Regions from separate parts of the Homo sapiens genome. Here region 1 is linked to region 2. Evidence: read pairs that join two places in POLR2A ChIA-PET (ENCODE). Cell type or tissue: HepG2. All regions are shown on one strand. Links, peaks and the distances in the headings refer to the core of each region. The heading gives the core; the rest is flanking DNA.

What was found. Peaks named below come from ENCODE experiments on the same cell type or tissue, not always from the same donor. Only the 100,000 strongest peaks of a DNase experiment are listed, where the experiment ranks them.
Region 1: POLR2A ChIA-PET joins it to region 2 with 10 read pairs; 5 of 35 experiments call an interaction of 5 or more read pairs at or near these places.

The regions. Positions count from the first base shown.
Region 1 is chr2:238,219,947-238,228,100 of GRCh38, forward strand. It overlaps LINC02610 (long intergenic non-protein coding RNA 2610), which reads right to left. Exons shown (of 3, transcript NR_026926.1): 2 at 7,738-7,852; 3 at 5,167-5,553. Among named protein-coding and RNA genes, the nearest start is that of LINC02610, 7.7 kb to the right of the region's middle. In HepG2, for the core only: no CTCF peak of the experiment used is centred there; no DNase peak of the experiment used is centred there; H3K4me3 peaks cover 319 bases; H3K27me3 peaks cover 2,084 bases.
Region 2 is chr2:238,296,184-238,304,337 of GRCh38, forward strand. LOC112268433 (a long non-coding RNA gene) reads left to right here. Exons shown (of 3, transcript XR_002959458.2): 2 at 2,194-2,314; 3 at 2,474-2,563. It also overlaps a transcript of PER2 not described here. Among named protein-coding and RNA genes, the nearest start is that of PER2, 12 kb to the left of the region's middle. RefSeq lists a silencer at 3,372-3,572. In HepG2, for the core only: no CTCF peak of the experiment used is centred there; DNase peaks (open chromatin) are centred at 3,934 and 4,528; H3K4me3 peaks cover 1,015 bases.

The sequences.
Region 1 (8,154 bases), core at 1,446-5,445, 77 kb before region 2:
AAGTAAAAATGATCTGAATAGAGCACATACTTGAATAGATCACAAAGGAAAAGATTTAGATTTTAGGGAATCTACTTCACACAATGGACATTTCTAGAGTTTTCTTGTTTTCTTTTCTTTTTTTGTTTCAGAAATGGGGCAGTGGGGAGGGGGCATCTCACTAAGTTGCCCAGGCTGGTCTTGAACTCCTGGCCTCAAGGGATCCTCTGCATTGCTGAGATTATAGGCATGAGCCACTGCACCTGACAAAACATTTTTCTTCAATATTCTAATGGCAAATGAATTCATTGTGACTGCTCATGTATTCCAAAAAAAATTGTCCTTATTTTTCATGCATACTTTTCTGCAGCAATGCAATAAAATCAAACTTTTGCAACTAAAGAAAAAAAAAAGTTTCCAAAGATTGGAAACAGTTAAACAGAATTTGTGACCGTGAAAATTTTGTTTTATTGTGAGGCTTTCTTTTTTGTCTTCTTCTGAGACAGAGTCTTTCTCTGTCACCCAGGCTGAATGCAGTGATGCAATCAATCATAGCTCACTGCATCTGTGGCCTCAAACTCCTGGGCTCAAGTGATCCTCCTGTTACAGGATCTTTGGGGTGTCACTTTTGACTGGAAACCTCTGTGGCCGGTGGCACCTTTGCCCGAGTTCTCGTTCTGCATCCAGGAAGAATGAGATACGCAGACAAGCAGAGGGTGAGCACGACAAAGAGGAGCTTTATTGACTGTTAGAACAGCCTGAAGGAGCCCCGCAGCGGGTAGCTCCTCTCTGTAAGCAAGTCGTCCTGTTGAGTGTTCATCTCTCAGCAGAAAGGAAGCCCTGGTGACTCCTCTCTGCAGGGGGATTGTCCCAGTGTCTGCCCAGCTCCTAGCAGAGAAGAGGCCCTGGAGTGGGTTGCTCCTCTCTGCAACCGGTAGTCCCAAGGTCTCTGCAGGTCTCTGAAACTCTCAGCAGAGAGGGTAGCTCCTCTCTGCGGCTTGTTTTCCCATCTGCTCAGCTCTGGTTGAGCCAAGGTTTTTATTGGCCTTAAAGGGGAGGAAGTGCATGCTGATTGGTCCCGGGGCAGCCATGGGCAGCCCGGAGAAAGCATCACAAGTTCCCACTCCAGTGCTCCGGCACTGGCAGCCTGGCCCCCAACCTTCAGGCCCTCCCTGGCCTGAAGGTAGGGCCTCACCAGGGACCCGTCCTCTTTTGCCCAGGAATCTGTCTGCCTTCTGCTGCCGTTCATGGCACCAGGGCTCAGCCCCGACTTTGCTCTGAGATTGGAGCAGGCACCAGGAACAGGGAGAGGCCAGGCACTGGGAGCAGGCACTTCTGGGCCTGTGAGGGGAGGAGGGCCTTCCCGGGCCCCCAAGAGTGCAGGGATGCCTGAGTCTGCAGCCGCGGTTTGGGCAGCCGCCGCTGGGCGGGGAAGGGGCCGGTGAGGTTCCTGCCTGCTCCGTGGAGCGGGAGGCCCGGGTTGGCAGCCACGGTTTGGGCAGCTGCAGCGGCACCGGGGAGCTGCTCCTGCCCCAGCTCAGAAGGGGCAGGGCTCCTGCTGGTCCCCGGCTCCTGGCAGCGGCAGGCCGTCTGGAGCGGCCACTGCATCACTCCCACCTCAGCCTCCCAAGCAGCTGGAATTTCAGGAGTGAGCCACTGCACCTGGCTCATGTGATGCTTTTCTAAAATGAAACTGTCTTTTGAAAATATTCAGATTGACAGTTTAATAAATGATGCTTTGCAGAATACCATAAAATAAGTGAAACAAAAATAGATTATTTTGAGTGATTTTAGATATTACATGTTAGGCAAAAAATATTTTACATCTTAGGGGATCACAAGAAATTACTGGAGGCCCAAATGGTGGCATGTTATTAACTTTAGGTGAATTTATAGCTAACCATAAAAAAAGGGAACCAGGAGCCGTGGCTCATGCCTGAAATCTCACTGTTTTGGGAGGCCAAGGTGAGAGGATCATTTGGGGCCAAGAGTTCCAGATCAGCCTGGGCAACATAGCAAGACCCACTCTAAAAAAAAAAAAAATGCCAGGTATTGTGGTATACACCTCTAGTCCTAGCTATGCAGGAGAATTGCTTGAGCCCAGAAGTTCAAGGTTAAAGTGAGCTATGATCGTGCCACTGCACTCCAGCCTGGGCAACAGAACACAACTCTGTCTCCAAAAGAATAAAATAAAAAAGGATGTTGTGCCTAATAACATTAAAGCAAATGTGTACTGCTACTAGAAAATTATATTTGATTTGAGATATTATCAAGAATGAAAGAAGCAAATACTTTTGCTTCCATTTTTAAAAAGACAGGGTCACATTCTGTCACCCAGGCTGGAGTAATCATAGCTCACTTCAGCTCTGCCTCCTCAAGCAATCCTCTCATCTCAGCCTCCTAAAGCACTAGGATTACAGTCACAAGCCACCACATCTGACACCCTGCTTTTTAAGAAAAATTTAATTTTTTAAAAGAGATGGGGTCTTGTTCTATTTGCCAGGTTTGTCTTGAACTCAACGGCCTCCTGCCTCTGCCTCTCGAAGTCCTGGGATTACAGGCAGAAGCCACCAAGCCCAGCCCCTTACTTTTGATTGTGCACCAGATGTAGCCGATTGTGAACAAGTGTGTCAGACTATGAGCACACCCACATGAAGAATAATGCCATTAACAGTAAAAGAAGTTGCATTGACTTTACAGAAATCAAAGAAAAAACTAGGTCTAGCTTATGAAATTAGAGATTGGAAAAAGGTGTTAACATAAAACACGCTTGTGGCCAGGGATAAGATCATGGAACAACTATGGCAGGTTATACAAGGGTGTATAAGCTACCATGACCCTCCAAAAATGATTATGCCAAATTGTGTCTTCCTCGGCTCATAATTTTTTTTTAAAGAGATAGGGTCTCACTTTGTTGCCCAGGCTGGAGAGCAGTGACATGAACACAGCTCACCACAGCCCCAAACTGCTGTGCTCATAATTGATATGCAAAAATTCTGCTTCTGTGAAATGAAATGTGACGACTTGTTTTAGTGTTGTATGTTTGTGTTTGTGTGTGAATTCAATATTCTTACATCTGTTTAAAAAAACTACATTAAAAACACACACGGATTCCCCGCGGAGATCAAGATCAAATGCAACCAAGGCACTTCACAAACTAAAGATATTTGTAAACACTGAATTTTTTTTTGTTTTTTTTGAGACAGAGTCTTGCTTTGTCGCCCAGGTTAGAGTGCAGAGGTGTGATCACCTAGCTAATTTTTTAATTTTTTGCAGAGACAGGGTCTCACGTTGTTGCCCAGTCTGGTCCCTGAACTCCCAGGCTCAAACAATCTTCTGGTCCTGGCCTCCCAAAGTGTTGGGATTACAGGCATGAGCCACTGCACCCAGCATGAGAAGCTTTTTAATACTACCAGTCACGGTGGCATTTTTTTTTTTTTTTGAGACGGAGTCTCACTCTGTCGCCCAGGCTGGAGTGCAGTGGCGTCATCTCGGCTCCCTGCATGCTCCGCCTCCCGGGTTCATGCCATTCTCCTGCCTCAGCCTCCCGAGTACCTGGGAATACAGGCGCCCACCACCATGCTCGGCTAATTTTCTGTATTTTTAGTCGAGACGGGGTTTCACCGTGTTAGCCAGGATGGTCTCAATCTCCTGACCTCGTGATCCACCCACCTCGGCCTCCCAAAATGCTGGGATTACAGGCATGAGCCACTGTGCCCAGCCACGGTGGCATCTTTAAAAGAAATTTCGGTCAGCTGAAGTTAGTGAAAAATTATTTAAGATCATCACTTGGTCAAGAGAAATTCACATGACAATTCTCTCAACTGAAAAACGAGATAGTAGATTTTAGAAATATTCACGAGTTTGTTTGCATTTAAGTAAGGAGAGTAAACTTACCGTTTTTGTATAAGTAAAATATTGAAACTTAAAATATTTGAGTTTTAATATACACACTTCCCAATTTTTTTTTTATTTTCCACTTACTGAAACATTGTGGAAAAAAAAATTAACATTGAAAAACACATTTTTCGACCAGGTGCAGTGGCTCATGCCTGTAACCCCACCCAGCACTTTGGGAGGCCAAAGGCAGGTGGGTCACCTGATGTCAGGAGTTTGAGACCAGCCTGACCAACATGGTGAAACCCTGTCTCTACTAAATATAAAAAATTAGCCAGACGTGGTGGTGGATGCCTGTAATCGCAGCTACTTGGGAGGCTGAGGCAGGAGAATCGCTTGAGCCCAGGAGGCGGAGGTTGCAGTTAGCCGAGATTGCGCCACTGCACTCCAGCCTGGGCAACAAGAGCAAAACTCCATTTCAAAAAAAAAAAGAAAGAAAGAAAGAAAAGAAACAAAAAACACACACACACACAAAACACATTTTGTTCCTCTTGCCTCAGGCTCCAGCATCACTCTCCTGCACGGGAGGGCACTGGTTGGAAGGTGTGTGAGGGAACCTTCTGATGGCCACGCTCAGGACCTTGAGAAGGGTTTGAGGCACAAAACAGCACACACTTGTCAAAACTCAGCAGGTATTCACTCGTGAGCAGGGCATTGCACTGAACGCCAAGCTTTCCATCCAAAGGAAAACCCGGTGGCAAATGGACTGTAACGATGTGCGCACTGGAGTGTTAGGGAAGCCGCCTGAGGTCTATAATTTACTTGGAAATGCATAAAAAATAAAACGGATCAAAGCAGGGAGGATTAACTAGATGTGACAAAGTCCAGTAACATGTGAATGGCACACTCAGGTGGTGGGTGTATATCCAGACGCGCAATGTAAAATTCCCGCATCGCTGCTGAGAGCCGGCAAATGTCCGTCGCCAGGTGTTGGGGGCGAAGGGAGGTCTAGGCCTCTGCTCCTCTGCTTCAGATGCCGGCAGGCCCCGGAGGAGCGCCCGCGACCCCTCGGAGGCTCTCCAGGTGGGCGGCTGGGGTAAAACACAGTATCCTGAGGGAGAAGTGGCCAAGCCTTACGGGGGATGGATCAAGTTGTGGAAAGAAGGGGCAGAGAGCAGAATGTGGCACTGGGCGAGGGGAGACACGGAGCGTCCTCAAAACAGGGGGTGCCTGGCCCAGGACTTCCTCACCCACCCCCGCCCCCCACCGAGTCTGTCCTCCTTTCCCCTCCACTCTGTCAAGCACAAGGCAAGGCCAAGGCTGACAGATTGGCCGGTGAATAAATTGAAGACCTTTTCAGATTTAGTTTATTACTTGCACAGACAACCAAAGAAAGAATGGCCAAAGGTGCCCAGTCCCCATGGACCTTGCGCAGGGCAATGCCCAAAAGTGACCACATGACGGCCACATGGATGACAGGACACGGGGCTGCAAAGAGCTGCAGCCACGCTAAGTGCCCAAGGTGACCTCAGCGGAGCCTGGGAGGCATCAGGAGCCGCAGGGAGGCGAGAGGGCCCGGCTGTGCCCAGGAGCATGGCGATGCCCTCTGCTGAGAGCCGGGTGCAGCTGTGGCCCATGTGGATACGTGCAAGAGCACCAGGGCAGAGCTCTCCCCTGACTCGTCCCTGGGCTTTTCCCTCAGGTTCCTCCACTCCCAAGACGACACCATCAGGGACTCTGGAAACAAACAGATTGGGGGTCCCCTCTAGCTTTGAGGAAAACACAAATAAGTCACTCATAAGCTTAAGAAAAGATGCTCTGTGTCACTCAGGAAATGGGATTTAAAAATCGTCAGACAGCTTGGAAAGGCTTAAGAGAAGGAGGGGCGTCGCAGAGGCCCTCTCAGGGTGCAGCTCTGTCAAGGGGTAACAAGTGCAGTTTCAGTTTTTAAAATCACAGTGAAACACCAGAGTAAGGACAGAGTGAAGAGAGCGCTGCCCTCCCTGATGAGACCAGACCCACTCCTGGAGGGTAGGGACAGTGGCAAGAACACAGACACAGGTGGCTGCGTGGGGGCTGTGGTGGGCAGCCTGTGAGATGGCCCTCAACGCCCCCAACTCCTGGTCTGTCTGTCCTGTGGAACCTCCTCCCCGGGGCTGAACCTACACAAACAGAACACAGCAGAAACAGGGGAGAATTCCCTTCGGCTGCAGGAGCCCGCCTTCGCGGCTTGCTCAGCTATGCGGGAGCTGTGCCAAGGAAAGGTCCGTGCAGCAGAGAACTGAGCGAGGCCTCCAGCCAAACAGCAGAAAAGATCGAGGCCCTCACTCTAATAGCCCATGAGGAACTGAATCCTGCCCACAGGCGCGGGGCCAGCAGAGAAGCCGAGCCTCCCCGCACGGAGCGTGCAATCTACTCACAGTCCGGCCGGGCCCTGACTGAGGCCTCGGGAGGGACCTTGAGGCAGAGGCTCCTTCCCCGGGCCTGGATGTCTGACCCACAGACACTGTGCAGCTACGTTTGTTTGAAGGCACTAAACTGCGGGCAATTTGTTACACAGCAATCGACAACTTTCTGTTCCCTATTTCTGTTCTTTCTCTTCAACAGGGCTGGGTGTGGAGTGGCCCACTCCTGCCAGCCCTGCTCTGCGCACCCTCATGGGCTGAGCTGTGGGGTGAGCCGGGCCCTGTCTTCCTCCCTGCCCTGGCCCTGTCCCCCGATGCCCACCCCCGAGAGTGGGGAGGGCGGTGGGGCTGCGTGGACTCTGATAAGCCTTCCAGTTCCAACTGCCAGGGCGCTGCTGCCCAGGGAGCCGTGAGGAGCGAGGTCGGGCATGCACGAGCTCTGCCTCTGATGGTAAGAAGGGGAGAGAGGGAAATGGGGTGAAGCTAGCGAAGGCAGCACGCGCCCCAGGGCAGACCCCACGCGCCAACACAGCCAAATTCCCAGCAGTGGGAAGGCCCTGCACTTCACTCCTGCCCTGTCACTGGGAAATTCCCAAGTCAAGATGGGGAGCATGGTGGCGCCTGGGGTCTGAAAGGCAAGGCCCCCTCCTCTGTCTCATCCTCCAACCTCTACCTGTCCTGCAGGGCTCACATGCCACCTCCTCCAGGAAGCCTTCCTTCAGGAGCCTGCCTGTCAGAGGTCATCTCACCTTTTTCTCATCTCCCATGCCCTGTTGATTGTTCTCTCATTGCCTTGATTCCTATACACAAATGGTCAGGAAATGTCTGTCCCTCGGAAATTCCACTCTCCTTAAGACAGAGGCCCTGCTCCACCAGGAGCAGCTAAAATTTCCTATTGAGACTCCTCCTGGTTACAGGGGCACAGGTTGCCCCCAGGGATCTGTTCTCAGCTTCCCAAAGGCAGGGTGTGCCTCCTCCCACCTTCCCGCATGCTGCCGGTGCCACAGAACCTGTGCAGGGCCCAGGGGAGGCGCCCACACACTGTACTTGTAGGGCACAAAGGGACAGCCCTCTCTCTCCAGAAGTCCAGGGACTCAGCCTTGGTGCAGACTGGGTCTTAGGCAAGGCAAAGCCAGAGGACAGGATCTGCACGGACTTCTGGAAGAGGAACCAGCCAGCAGCCAGCCTCCTGAGAGGAGCTAGAGGTCTGGGGGTTCTCACCTGATCCTTAGCTAGAAAACTAGGGCTGGGCTCAGGGCGTGCCCCAGGGCTATTTTGTTCCATGCCATGTGCCGCTCCCAGGAGAAGTGGTACTTCTCCCTCCTGACTCTGTCCCCACCTCCCTAAACAAGCCTGTGGCCCTTTAACAAAGCCCAGAGTCCCATTAAAGATCCTGCCTGGTGCTGGTCCTCAGCTACATGGACTGGGTGGCCCTTTTTATAAGGAATGGCAGCATCAGTTCCCCCTTTCCAGCGGCCTTCTCCACAGGGCTGGCCTGACTCCCCACAGCACTCACCTGGGCAAGTGCGGGCCCATTCCCCGGCTGTCCTCCTGCTGTCCCCCGCAGGTCTTTCTCAGCATGGTGAACATGGGAGCCGGGGCTCTGTCTGCATGAGGGAGGTGCTCAGACCCTGCAGGGCGGGAACAAGGTGGAGGAAGTCGCTGGCGCTGCAGAAGCTGGGCAGTCACCCCCTCCACACCCACTACCAGGGAAGGGGCAGGAAGCATCAGGGGAGTCACCTGCTCTCGTCTGAGAGGGAGGTAGAGGCAGAGGGAGGCTAGAGAAAGACAAAGAAGGCAAGGCGGGGCAGAGGCAGGGAAAGCCCAGCAAAAGTGGGTTGGAGGAAGAGACAGAAACAGGGACGAGAGAATGAAAGAAACAGAGAGAGGCAGAGAGACAGGGAAGAGAGGAGAGAGGAAGGGAGCCAGAGAG
Region 2 (8,154 bases), core at 2,299-6,298:
TGTGCCCTCCTGCTGCAGAGTCAGTCGTGTGCCCTCCTGCTGCAGAGTCAGTCGTGTGCCCTCCTGCTGCAGAGTCAGTCGTGTGCCCTCCTGCTGCAGAGTCAGTCGTGTGCCCTCCTGCTGCAGAGTCAGTCGTGTGCCCTCCTGCTGCAGAGTCAGTCGTGTGCCCTCCTGCTGCAGAGTCAGTCGTGTGCCCTCCTGCTGCAGAGTCAGTCGTGTGCCCTCCTGCTGCAGAGTCAGTCGTGTGCCCTCCTGCTGCAGAGTCAGTCGTGTGCCCTCCTGCTGCAGAGTCAGTCGTGTGCCCTCCTGCTGCAGAGTCAGTCGTGTGCCCTCCTGCTGCAGAGTCAGTCGTGTGCCCTCCTGCTGCAGAGTCAGTCGTGTGCCCTCCTGCTGCAGAGTCAGTCGTGTGCCCTCCTGCTGCAGAGTCAGTCGTGTGCCCTCCTGCTGCAGAGTCAGTCGTGTGCCCTCCTGCTGCAGAGTCAGTCGTGTGCCCTCCTGCTGCAGAGTCAGTTGTGTGCCCTGTGACCACGGACACGGGCAGACATTCCCGGGCACTTCTCGCAGTGGGTGCTTGATGACCACGGTGTGGCGGCCCCAGGGGGGGTTCCCTGAGACCTTGAGCATAAACCCAGGCATCCCCACCAAGGCTGCAGCCACCGTGGAAGAGCTTGCTGGGCTCACGTGGTTGATGAGAACGCAGAGAGAATCCCTGCCAGCACCACGCTCTGGGCTCAGAAAGTGCTGAGCGGTTCATGGCAGGCAGGGCCCTCCTCGCGGGGGACATCTTCAGCTCGATTCCTCTGGGCACTGCCGGGCTGGAGCAGTTTTTCCAGGCTGGTGTGTGACTGGCCTCAAAGGAAGAGTCACAAATAACCCCCAAAAGGGGTTCAGATCTCTACTTGAGACAGGAACGAGGAGCAAAGAACAGGGAGGACCTGAGGCTGCACTGCCAATGCAGACCTTCCACCACATCCACCCCGCACATCCACCCCCCACGCTCTGCGGCTGGCCAAACCCTAAACCAAAGAAGGCGAGAGGACCAGGAGAAATGACAAAGGAAAGGGGCTCTCGGGAGGAAAGGCATTGTATGGAGAAGGTGCTGGAAGAATAGTGTGAAAACTGGAGAAGCTATCAAGAGGAGGAGCACAGGCAGGAGCCTGGGGCCAGGAGTCCCCCAGGCAGGGAGCTTTGAGACCAGAGCCTTGCATTGTCACCTCCTGGTCCACCCGGCAGGGCCTCTGAATCCTCTGAGAAGGGACTCAGAGAGTGAGTGAAGACACGATTGAAATGAGATTCCTAAAGAGCACTCTTGTAACGCTAGGGTCCACCCTGTGAGGTTCGCCTGGATCTGGGCTTCCCCACACCCTGTTTGAGTCTTTCAAACCACAGGAAGATGAGGAATGGGACCCTGTTCCCCGAGCTCCCTGCAGGGCAGTGGCAGACTGTGTGCCCTGGACCACATATGCTGGAAACAGAAGGGGGCCCAGATAGTCCCGGGCTTGCTAGACACGGTAGCCTGGGTGGCTGTCACTGCTGGCCCAAGAAAGGCCACTGCCATAGGTGCTGCCAGGGCTCTTCCCAAAACCTTTCAGTGGGAGGCAGGAGAGAGCCAGTGGATAATACCCTTACCCTTTGCCCTCTGTTGGGCCAAAATCCAAGGCATGGTTTCCCAATGGACCAGGGCATTGGCGTTCACAAGCTGCATGAGGACATGCCGCGTGTCTGGCTTGCCTCGTGTGGCTCATCAGGAAGCAGCAGCCAGCATGGGGATGCCTCACCTTGCCTTTTCTTCCTTTTTTCTCCACTCTCCCTGCCCTGGGATTGTGCCTCCCAATAAAGCTTTTGTTCTTTTTTTTTTTTTTTTTGTGATACGGAGTCTCGCTCTGTCCCCCAGGCTCTAGAGTGCAGTGGCATGATCTCGGCTCACTGCAAGCTCCGCCTCCCGGGTTCACCCCATTCTCCTGCCTCAGCCTCCAGAGTAGCTGGGACTACAGGCGCCCGCCACCACGCCCGGCTAATTTTTTGTATTTTTAGTAGAGATGGGGTTTCACCGTGTTAGCCAGGATGGTCTCGATCTCCTGACCTCGTGATCTGCCTGACTCATCCCCCCAGAGTGCTGGGATTACAGGCGTGAGCCACCGCGCCCGGCCAAAGCTTTTGTTCTTAAGCCTGTTCCCTGGCTCTGTTTTCTAGGGAACCTAAACTAAGACACTGGATACTGAAAATGGTTTGACAAAGCCGACCCTCACTCAAGGCTTCACGTTGGAATCTATCTTCCCACCTGTTTCAGAGTCACAGGGTCTCCATACCTCTGGTAAGTGGGATTGTAATGACCAGGGGTCAGCAAACTATGGCCTGTTCTTCCATGGCTTGTGGGCTAGAGGGAAAGGGAGGGGGAAAAGTCAGAGAATACGCTGCAGATATCACACGAGGCCCACAAAGCCTGAATTACTTACTATCTGTCCTTTTACAGAAAAAGTTTGCTGACCGCTGGTGACCGTTCATCACACAGTGGCGTTATGATTACTGGAGTTTTCACCTGTGGTCAGTTATGATGGGTGCAGCCAGAGAGCAAGGCATTGGGTGGTGCTTCCTGAGTGGGAGACAATGATAATGATCATGATTATGCAGAAGGGTGGTGCCTTCTTATGTTGGAGCTGAACACTCAGAAGAAAGGAAACGGTGGGCTTGGGAGAGTTCCTTGCCAACCTAAGACAAACTTTGAATGCCCAAGGGCCTCACTGGCAGCTCAGGAGATTTACATCTCCTACAGCCACTGGGTAGGAGAAATCACTGTTGCAAATCGGCCAGGCACAGTGGCTCACGCCTGTAATCCCAGCACTTTGGGAGGCCAAGGCAGAGGGATTACCTGAGGTCAGGAGTTCGAGACCAGCCTGGCCAACATAGTGAAAATTAAAAATTAGCCATCTCTACTAAAAATACAAAAATTAGCCGGCCGTGGCAGCGTGCGCCTATAATCCCAGCTACTCGGGAGGCTGAGGCAGGAGAATCGCTTGAACGCGGGAGGCAGAGGTTGCAGTGAGCCAAAAAGAAAAAAGAAAATCAGACCTCGAGGCTGGGCGCAGTGGCTCACATCTGTAATCCCAGCACTTTGGGAGGCCGATGGGGGCAGATCACTTGAGGTCAGGAGTTCGAGACCAGCCTGGCTAACATGGGCAAAATCCCCCTCTCTACTAAAAATACAAAAGCTAGCCAGGCGTGGTAGTGCGTGCTTGTAATCCCAGCTACTCGGGACGCTGAGGCAGGAGAATCGCTTGAACCCAGGGGGCGGAGGTTGCAGTGAGTCGAGATCACGCCACTGCACTCCAGCCTGGGCAACAAAGTGAGACTCCGTCTCAAAAAAAAAGAAAAAAAAGAAAAGAAGACCTCAAATTTGATAAGGGTTGAAGGCTACAAACGAGACTAAAGTCACAGCCTTGACAGGCCTGCTGCATCAGTCAGGAGCCAGATAGTGAATGGTCCTGAGACCATGGCTATGGACAATTGAGTAGATAAGCTGAGAATCTCAAACCCCCAAATTCTCAGAAGCCTCCAAGCCAACAGAAGCAAATACTTCCTCCTTGCCGGAGAACAGGTTGTTCTTACGGAATACCTTACCTGTGGTAGGTGTCCTGCAAGGTGTTTGTTCTCAAGACCTGCCCTCACCACTGCTCCTTGATGCCAACATCCAGGGGCAGGCTTCACCGTAGCTAGAGCAGAGAGGCATATGCTCAGCTCTGGTCAGAACTGTCCTGTTCTCCAAAGGAATTGCAAAGCTAATGTGTGCCAGCAGGAGCTGAAGGAACACAGGTGACGCTGGTTCTTCGCAGTGTGGTGGCGAAGGAGCATAACGCTAGATGGGTGGCTGGAGAAGAATTCGTTGGCACAGGGGCAGTCATCTGTGATTTAAAACTCGATGCTTTGGCAAGGACACCAGGAACTGATTCCAATCATTTGTTGGGCTGACTCCAGTGGTGTGCTAGTTAATGTGTAACAGTTGGCTCTCTGGAAAAATAAAAAAAAAGAAAGAAAAAATATGTAGCATTTATCTATTTCTGTGACACAGATACGCCCACATGGCCAATTTCAAGCTCCCACCATGACCCCCAGTGAAAGTGGTGATGCATGTAGGGCCACATGCATGGAGGGAAGAAGCCTGCCCTGCTTGCCCTGGGTTCAGGCCAACGTGGCCAACCTAAGCGATTCCTTAGAAAATAGAGTTTTGATCTGCCCAGTTACAAGGAGAAATGGAGCTCCCAAAGTTCGACATCTAGAAGACTATTTTTCTAAACTCTTTGTTAGAGGATTTTAAAAGGGGCTGTTCTTACCAAATCTCAATAAAGTGTCCATTGTAAGATATTTCTCAAGGTTATTAAGGCTTCTTATAAACTCCTTTTGCTATAAGTCAGTTCATGTTGGAAGCCAGCCGCAAAAATGATAATTTTGGATTTGTAATCATTGCCATTGAGACATTGTTTGTGGTAGGGACTGGCCTTTCTGTGTTAAGCCACTCCTCCTCTTCGTGGCCTTAAAATCTACCATCAATACAAAGGAGGCTGTTGTCTGCTGAGTGAGGGCCTGGGTAGGGCAGCGTAGCTCTCCCACATATTGATGTAAATCATTAGGGTTCCAGTGGAAGATGCAGGTTCTGTCTGAGTGAGGAGAGCCAGAAGTCCGGGCTGACCTCAGCATTTTAGTCCCCAACTTATTCCAACTCTTGAGGTCAAAGGCCAAGAGGAGGTCCCAGGAAATCTGGGAAGAGTTTGCAGTGTTCCCAATTGTTTCCTGGATGCAGGAAGGGTGAGCGTTGTCAGCCATGGACTTGGTGGGCATGAGACCCTGCTGATCTTTGTGCCTCATGTTGGCCTGAGAAACCAAGATTTGCAATTTGGTTTGAAAAATATGAACTTACCAGCCAGGCACGGTGGCTCACGCCTGTAATCCCAGCACTTTCAGAGGCTGAGGTGGGCGGGTCACCTGGGGTCAGGAGTTCGAGAATAGCCTGGCTAACATGGTGAAACACCATGTCTACTAAAAATACAAAAAATTAGCCGGGCGTGGTGGTGCACACCTGTAATCCCAGCTACTTGGGAGGCTGAGGCAGGAGAATCACTTGAACTCGGGAGGCGGAGGTTGCAGTGAGCCAAGGTCGCGCCATTGCACTGCAGCTTGGGCAATAACAGTGAAACTCTGTCTTAAAAAAAAATGAACTTACCTTATAGAGGAGGTGTATGAATTAACAGATAGGTTTTTAGGGGTGTGCCTTCATGTCAGTGTATATCTGGAAGAAAAACCTGAAGGAATGCCCAAATTTTCATAGTGCTTTCCTCTGGGTGGTAGAATATGGGTGACATTAGTTTTCCTCTTTATATATTTCAGTATCCTTCATATTCTATAATAAGCATTTACAATAATTTACATAAATTATAAATTATATGTAATATACTTTATTATAAGCATTTGATAATTAGAAAGCATAAATATAGTAATGCTATAGACTATTAAATATAAAATAAGAAACCTATTTTGAGCAGGATATTTGGCTTAAAATGGCTTGCTTTGTTAATAGAGATGGAGAACCTGCATAGTAAAAAGCAAAAGCATTAAATTTTTTGTATTGTGAAGTTATTTTTATTTGACTTCTATTCATTTCCAATCTTTGTCTTCAGTAATTAGATATGAGTTTCATGCTATTTTGAACAACTGTTGCTGGAGGTTTACCAAGCTTATGTTTATCATCCAAACCTCTGTAGAGATTATAAACAAATAAAGTAGTCTATAGAGCAAAATTCAGATGATGAAAACAAATAAACCACAGAAAGCAATTCAACAGATACAGACCAGGAATGACTGTGAGGGCAACAAATAGCTAACATAGGAGCTGTGAGCACTCAGATGGGATTGAAGATATTCAATATTTGAGGGCTTTTCAGTCAAATCGGCACAAAAATGCTACAGAAAAGTAAAACATAAAATAATGGGCATGGGCATATCTGTGAAGCAAAAGAAGGCAGAGGTGGCAATGTTGCTAAAAGACAAAGCAAAACATGTGCTTTTCTCGGCCAATATCCTATTCTGACAGCCATAGGAAAGAATGTGCCAATGGAAAGCCCCAGAAGGGGAAATGTAAAAGTGTCTATTTCCATTGGGGTGGAAGGAGGAATGTGTCTTCCTTGCTTGTTTTCTCAGCTCTCCACATGGTCTTCCTGCTTTGCTCAGGTGGACTCCCGTGTTCTTTCTCACTTGGATTAAAAACAATAACAACAACAACTTTTTTTTTTTTTTTTTGAGATGGAGTCTTGCTCTGCTGCCAGGTTGGAGTGCAGTGGCATGATCTCAGCTCACTGCAACCTCCACCTCCCGGGTTCAAGTGATTCTCCTGCCTCAGCCTCTCAAATAGCTGGGACTACAGGTGTGTGCCAGCACATCCAGCTAATTTTTGTAGTTTTAGTAGAGACGGGGTTTCACTATGTTGGCCAGGATGGTCTTGATCTCTTGACCTGCCCACCTCGGCCTCCCAAAGTGCTGGGATTACAGGCGTGAGCCACTGCACCCGGTCACAACAACTTTCTAGGAGTGTCTGCTTAAAGGCCATGTATCTCTGAGATGTGGCGGTGAGGGTCTTCCCAGAACCGTTGGGGCAGTGTGTGGAGGGGTGGAGGGGTCCCTGCTCCTGCTCAGGACTCTGGATGTCGCCCCCAGCCAGGTCACTGTGCCCTTTGGGGCAAGCACTTGTTCAGGTGGTTTGGGCCCTTCCTCCTCTGATGCCCAGAGGCGCCCAGGTTTGAATGTGGGGCTGCCCTACCAGAGCTCATGTTTTCCTATTGATGAAGATGAGGCTGGGCCCTGTGTGTCACCCGGTGCAGACACTGAGTCCTGCCACCAGGACGTCCATCTGTGCTGGACTCATTAGAGTCCTGGCCCTCATGGGATGAGAAACGACGTCCCCTGTCCCCAGCGTTCACTTCCTGCGTCCCCAGCATTCACTTCCTGCTAGCACCTGAGACCAGCGACTTGGGTCTCATGGTGCCTCCCACTCCGGTTTTCCAGCTCCCATTCTTCTTTGTCGTCTCCATGCGCCCGCTCAGGACTCCTGAGTTCTCGAAAACTCAAAACTCATCACACAACTGTCCCTCCCAGGCAACTTTTGATGGCATCCCATGACAGGGATAGTGGAGGCTTTTTTATTTCTAGGAATTAAGTTCTTGTCATCTTGGGCTACAGGTTTAGGGCTTCTCCCCAAGGCAGTTCGGAACTCACTCAAAGTAAGAATCATTTCCCCCTTCTCCCAAGGATGCACTTCACCTGATCCTGTCCAAGGCTTCTCATGGTTGTTTTTACTCTTTTCTCCCCATTTCTCCTCCCTCTCCCCAATATTCAGGACATAAAGGTTTCAGGCCATATTTATCTAACTCCAGAGATGACTTTCCTTTAGGACATCTTATGTCGGCCAACAGAGTGCAGTGGCGTTTGCTGCCTCATCTGAGGAGGGCTCCCTGCAGACCTGTGGGCGGAGCTTCTCCTACTGGGAATTGCCCCTCCAGGGCATTGGAGGGGAGGCCAAGGCCTATGACACCCAGAAAAGCCGTTTCTAGCCCTGGCAGCTCTGTACCAACAGCTGCATGGCCCAGTGTGGGGGGTGTGTGTGTGTGTGTGTGTGTGTGTGTGTGTGTGTGCTATCAGCAGGGACCAGCGTCTTTCACTGGCATCAAAAGACTGACCCATTTTCAGCAACAATATTTTTGCAGCCGACGAAGCCTTTGTTAGGTTTGTATAGGCGACCAGTTGAGCCGGGTTTGTGTTTTAGAGAAGTGGTGAAGTCTTAGCAGGTGGGAAGGAAGCTCGGCCATGGCTCTCCAGTGAACTCCCCCGTCCTTTCTTCCTGGAAAATTTCCAGGACCCCATCTGAAGCGTCCCCTCCCAGGACTGACTCTGGTTTGTCTCTTTGCTGGGTTAGGTAGGAGGAAGGCTAGTGGGATGACCATAGCTGATTTTTGTCATCTACTGCTCAGTCTGGATTCCCCACTTCCTCTGCTAGCACCTCTGCTGCGCTTGGGCACCCACCTGGCAGGAGGACACAAACCCTCATCCCAGCCACTACACGCTCTTCAGGCTGCAACTGCTGTGCTTGTCCATTTCCCACCAAAACTGGGC